Linked DNA regions of Homo sapiens: region 2 is linked to region 1. Evidence: chromatin loops called from intact Hi-C (ENCODE). Cell type or tissue: K562. All regions are shown on one strand. Links, peaks and the distances in the headings refer to the core of each region. The heading gives the core; the rest is flanking DNA. Region 1 overlaps SLC2A12 (solute carrier family 2 member 12). Region 2 overlaps TBPL1 (TATA-box binding protein like 1).

The links. Peaks named below come from ENCODE experiments on the same cell type or tissue, not always from the same donor. Only the 100,000 strongest peaks of a DNase experiment are listed, where the experiment ranks them.
Region 2: a loop joins it to region 1, with 7 times the contacts of the local background. A loop is called at or near these places in 2 of 110 quality-filtered maps.

The regions. Positions count from the first base shown.
Region 1 is chr6:134,016,475-134,019,288 of GRCh38, reverse strand. All of the region lies in intron 2 of SLC2A12 (solute carrier family 2 member 12), which reads left to right. Among named protein-coding and RNA genes, the nearest start is that of SLC2A12, 35 kb to the left of the region's middle. In K562, for the core only: no CTCF peak of the experiment used is centred there; a DNase peak (open chromatin) is centred at 1,238; H3K4me3 peaks cover 498 bases.
Region 2 is chr6:133,956,620-133,959,433 of GRCh38, reverse strand. All of the region lies in intron 1 of TBPL1 (TATA-box binding protein like 1), which reads right to left. All of the region lies in intron 1 of LOC128092253 (umcharacterized LOC128092253), which reads right to left. Among named protein-coding and RNA genes, the nearest start is that of TBPL1, 4.8 kb to the right of the region's middle. In K562, for the core only: no CTCF peak of the experiment used is centred there; a DNase peak (open chromatin) is centred at 1,333; H3K4me3 peaks cover 1,752 bases.

The DNA of each region.
Region 1 (2,814 bases), core at 289-2,788:
GAGGTGACACTTGTGTAGAAACCCAGCCCTCCTTAAAATAGCCACTGAAACTCCGGAAAATATATGTGACTGTTTTTTTTATAATAATTATTAGGGCTTTTTATCCAAAAATTAATATGCCCATAAATTAATTAATTAACCTCTTCTTTCATCTCATGATGAATAAGTTTTCACTTTGAGCAGATGGAAGGCATGTTTCCCAAGGTCACATACGAAGTTAGGTGATAAAGCTGCGACTGTCATCCTTCAGCTACCTTTGTATTCACATATTCAAGTGACAGATGACACCAAATAACCTCCCCTGATCTCTTCTACCAACTCTGAGGACTCAAATGGGCAGAAATTCCAGCCAGAAAACATCTTGGAGTGAGGAAGAGGAGAAGATAGAGAAGTGGTAGGGATTCATTGATTCACTCACACATCCAGCACATGTGTCTTGCTCACCCACAACATGGCAGGCACAGTACCAGGTGCTGGAGATCCACATCTTATTTTCACGAACCAGTGATAGGGACAGACGAAAAGAAAAAAAAAATGAACACACCTATGATACAGTTTCAGGAGACAGAAGTGTTAAAATTTAGGTGGAGGTAAGAGTGATAAAGAAAAATAAAAGAGGGTAAGTGAAAGGGCATGCTTGGAGGAGGGTTATTTCCGATATGATAGTGACAGAAGACATTTCTGAGGTGGTAACATTTGGGCCAACGTTTGTATGAAGAAGGCAGTGTGACAATCTTGGAGGAGGGGGTCTTGAAGCAGGGCTAATGGCAGGTCAGATGGCTTTGAGGACATGAGCTTGAAGGGTGAGGAGAGCTGCAAGAAAGCCATTGTGTTTGAATGTGGACCAGGCTTTGGTATTGGACTGCCTGGCCTTGAATCCAGCACCACCATGCAGGACTTAGGGCAAGTCCATTGATCTCTCTAGCTTTCAGTTTTATCTAGAAAACAGGGCAATTGTATCCACTTGATGGCCTGTCGAGTTAAATGAAGGAATCTGTATAAAGTGCCCCTAGTTCAGTGCATGGTTTGTGGCATGGACTTAGTACACTTAGTCATTAGTGTTATTAAATGTCTGGCTGTGGTCTAGACATGAGGTGAACAGTTCTGATAATGCCAGCACTGACTTCAACAGGCATTTTGCTTAAGTCACTCTGGGACACATAGGATGTGCTTAAAGCCCTTTATTGATTTACGATGCTGTGGTCTTCTTTCCCTCCCTCTACACATAAATCCAGCTGAGTCAGGACCACAGAGACCGGATTGTGGCTTTGAGAAACATAGTTCAATCCTAGGTCACCTGCAGTCCAGAGGGCTTCCTAGGAAACCAGACAGGTTTTACAGAGAATCATGAAGCTTTGGTGAAAGATGAAAGGTGAGATATAGGCTGAGAAACATACAAATGTCCACTCTTCTTTTTTTTTTTTTTCTTTTGAGACAGAGTCTCGCTCTGTCGCCCAGGCTGGATGGAGTGCAGTGGCGCGATCTCGGCTCACTGCAAGCTCCGCCTTCCGGGTTCACGCCATTCTCCTGCCTCAGCGTCCCGAGTAGCTGGGACTACAGGCGCCCGCCACCACGCCTGGCTAATTTTTTTTGTATTTTTAGTAGAGACAGGGTTTCATCGTGTTCGCCAAGGTGGTCTCGATCTCCTGACCTTGTGATCCGCCCTCCTCGGCCTCCCAAAGTGCTGGGATTACAGGCGTGAGTCACCGTGCCCGGCCTAAATGTCCACTCTTCTAAGTTGGTGCAACGAATTTAGACTATATATCCTGTGCAAACATCAACTCTGCCCTGTTCACATTGGCTTCTCCAGGCCTAACATGGCACCTGGCCTACAACTGGGGCTCAATAAATATTTGTTGGATGAATCAAAAAATTCTTTCTAGAACTCTTTCAGCTTCCATAATTAAGGGGGAGCTCCCTAGTCTGGGACTGGATATCTTGATGTCCTCTGGTATGACTCTGACCCAATATCCAGGGAATGAGAGGTGAATGTGGCTTGTGTGGAACCTCACACACATTTGGCCAAAAATTATTTCTGAGTAAAGCTACTAAATTGAGTATGCAAGGCCATCTGCAATATTTGGTGACTGAAAAAGTTTCATGTTTTAGATTCACTAAAATGAAGGCCATTTAAAAAAATGTACAGTGTTAGACAAAATTTATTTTAAGTTTTTCCATGTTTTTCTCCAAATATGAGACCCAGCTTCCTCTGAGAAAAAGATTGAGAATAGCCCATCCAAGGTAGGATAATTATTCCTACCTTGGTTTCATGTAATTGAATGTATTTAAACTTTTTACCAAAAAGATTGGAGGAAATTCCTTCATGGTTTTCCTAAGAGAAATATGTGACAATCTAAACCTGGAATTTGGGAGGGAAGTGTTTTTGCTTACCTAATTAAACATTAGAGGTTATAGAAATATTTCAATAGATTATCTCAGCCTTAAGAATCACATTAAATCTCTCAGATGTGAATGGGCAATCTAAAGTTGATAATAGTACTAAAAGATCTTTGTAGAAAAATCATACCATAGCCACAAGTAATCAAACTGTTGATAACCATAAGGGGCTGAGATTTTACCCCATTTGCAAGCTAACAAGTTAGCCTGTCACAGTTTAATGATGTTGACAAAAAACACAAGACTCCTTGGTCAGAGACAAAGGGCAGTTTATTATCCATAGCAAAGCAATAGCTAGAATATCAACAAGTTAACCTGTCACAGTTTAATGATGTTGACAAAAAACACAAGATTCCTTGGTCAGAGACAAAGGGCAGTTTATTATCTATAGCAAAGCAATAGCCAGAATATCAACAC
Region 2 (2,814 bases), core at 299-2,798, 60 kb after region 1:
GAACTTTGTCTCAAAACAGGCAAGTTTTATTGTGGACTATAGTACTGATACCATGGCAACCTGTTTTCCTAAAAATTTCCTAACACAGGCCAGGCATGGTGGCTCGTGCCCATTGCCCATAATCCCAGCACTCCGGGAGGCTGAGACAGGCAGATCACTTGAGGTCAGAAGTTCGAGGCTAGCCTGGCCAACATGGGGAAACCCTGCATCTACTAAAAATATAAAAATTAGCTAGGCGTGGTGGCGCATGCCTGTAATCCCAACTACTTGGGTGTCTGAGGCACAAGAATCACTTGAACCTGGGAAGCCGAAGTTGCAATGAGCTGAGATGCCACCACCGCACTCCAGTCTGGGTGACAGAGTGAGACTCTGTCTCAAACAAAAAAAAAATTTCCCAGCACAGTCCTCAGGGTATCTAAAACTAAAGGAAATATATATCTCTATCTATTTGGTGCAACAGTCATGATCATTTCCTCTCTTAAACAGGAAAACAAAAGTCACACCTCTAAATACAAGCATATTTGCCAACCTCCTTAGTGTGTGGAAGCTTATAAAAACCAGCTGAAACAAATAAACAAAACCAGCACAACATGGAAGAAGGAATTATAACACTTTACCCTGCACATTTAAAGCAAAATATGCTTTTAATAATATATTTTATATAAACCTCTATAGTATATATTTTATAAAAATGGATTTCAACTAAAAACTAAGACCTGGTTATTAGCCAGAATAGGAAAGAACAGTCTGCAATTCACTTTGTTTAGGCAGAAACATTTATTTTTAGTCAGCAGTTTCCAATGTCCACACAACTAAACTAAAACATTTGGACTTAACTTTTTAAAGTTAGCTATTATTTCAGCAGCAGCCTAAACAAAACTATAATTATCAAATTATTTTCCTGATTAGGTAGCTTCAGTATTTGTTTTTAGCTTTACCATAAACAAATAATTTTGCTATCCTACGAAGTCATTCTTGAGCCACCTGAATTACTGGGGCAGAGCAGCAATTTTAGCTACTTCTAAAATTACAAAAAAAAGCTACTATTAGAACATTCATAGTGGCACAGAAAGCTCACAACACATGGCTTTACACTGATACTAACAAGCTTCAAGTTTACCATCAACTAAGGTTATACAAGTAAAAAATAGTGCCTTCTAACGAAAGCCTAATTCTGTTAAATGAAACCATTGGGGTTTATTCCTTTTATTCAGAAGTATCATACAGCTAAACAAGTCAAGTCCACAGGGAAATAGTATTTCAATAGCTGCAACATGGTGCCAGCCCAGGCTTTGTCGGCCTTCCTTTTCCAAGAAACAGAGATGTCTCTCTTTACTTAGTCCATCTGCCATCAGTGATAACCAGATGCCTGTGTGACAATTCAAAACTTAAAAAAAGTACTTCCCCCTCCTAAAGCCTAACAGCAGAGATGAGTCCAATAGTCAGTGAACAGAAAGAAAGAAAGAATTTCAATGCTCTAGTAGAAAGCCTCCCAACCAAAGAAACAAAGCATCCAAGTGGTCCAACAGTTCACCTTTAAAATAATATCCAGTGCCACTGCTACTAGCACCTGCTAATACTTTTTAAAGCTTTTAACTAAAGTTCTAAGTGCTTTATGCTAATTCTCACAGCAACCCTGTAACGTAGTAGTAGTATTAACTCCCTAGTACAGATGAGGAAACTGGGGCTCAGGGCAGTGAGAAAGCTATTTAATATTTAAGGCCATGCCATTAATTAAAAGCACAGCCATGATGCTGAACACAGGCTGCCTGCATCCAGAGTCCGTACTCTTTAAGTGTTGTACCAATCCCAATCTCAAGAAAACGTAACTGATTCTGATCAAAACTCTTCTGTCTCACAGTGAAAATACTTGTAATTTATCAGGAGCGGGAACGTTAACACCTGATTCTTTGGAACCATTTTATTAATGGAAACAAATTTTTTTACTGCTTTTAAGTAAGACTTAAGTTCTCACCTAGTGAGTTAAAAAACAAAAACATACCATGGGCCAATGTCTACACACAGATGTCTATCTTGTGCTAAGCACAATTCAATGCTGAAATCATCCACATATGTCCTAAGAAAACTCTGTCCTTAACACACCGTCTGGTTTTCAGTATTTTTTATTAATGGATGGTGAAAGTAACCAACAGCCAAACTTCTGTGCTGTACTTTTTGGTGAAATTTTAAACATTTTCATTATTGACTCCCACACAAAGGCACATCTCCACTACCCCAGAAATCACCCTATTGAGTTTTTTTTTAAAAACATTTAATGGGATCCATAGCATGCTTCAACCCACAAAACCAGCCATTTAAACCAAATTCTCTATTTTATCACCCTTTAGTCACAGACAAGTAGAATTTCTGATGTGACCTGATTCCTTTCCACTAAAGACATACTTCCAGAATCTTGCTTTTTCACAACTACACAAATACACAAACTCCATCTGTCTTCTAAAGAAAAGATTGACTGGTTAATAATACAAAAATCAAATTTGTCTATGTAGCCTGGAAAAACCTCAGATACGTATACAGTCTCTCATCCTTTTGAAATTTCCCAAAGTGGTAGTCATGTGACAAGAGCAAATATCGTGTCTACTCAAGTGAAGGCAGTCCACCATTATCTTTATTGTTTGAATTGGTTAGAAGCTGTAATCATGCTTGAGAAAGTGTCACTGCTTGTAATTTGCATGCCCACAGCCAGAATACAAAGTTGAAATTTTAGGCATCAAGAATCAGATTTCAAAAAGGTTTCCTTCATCCACTAGCTAAGCTCTTGAAGTGAAATAAACAAACATGTATCTCCTTCTA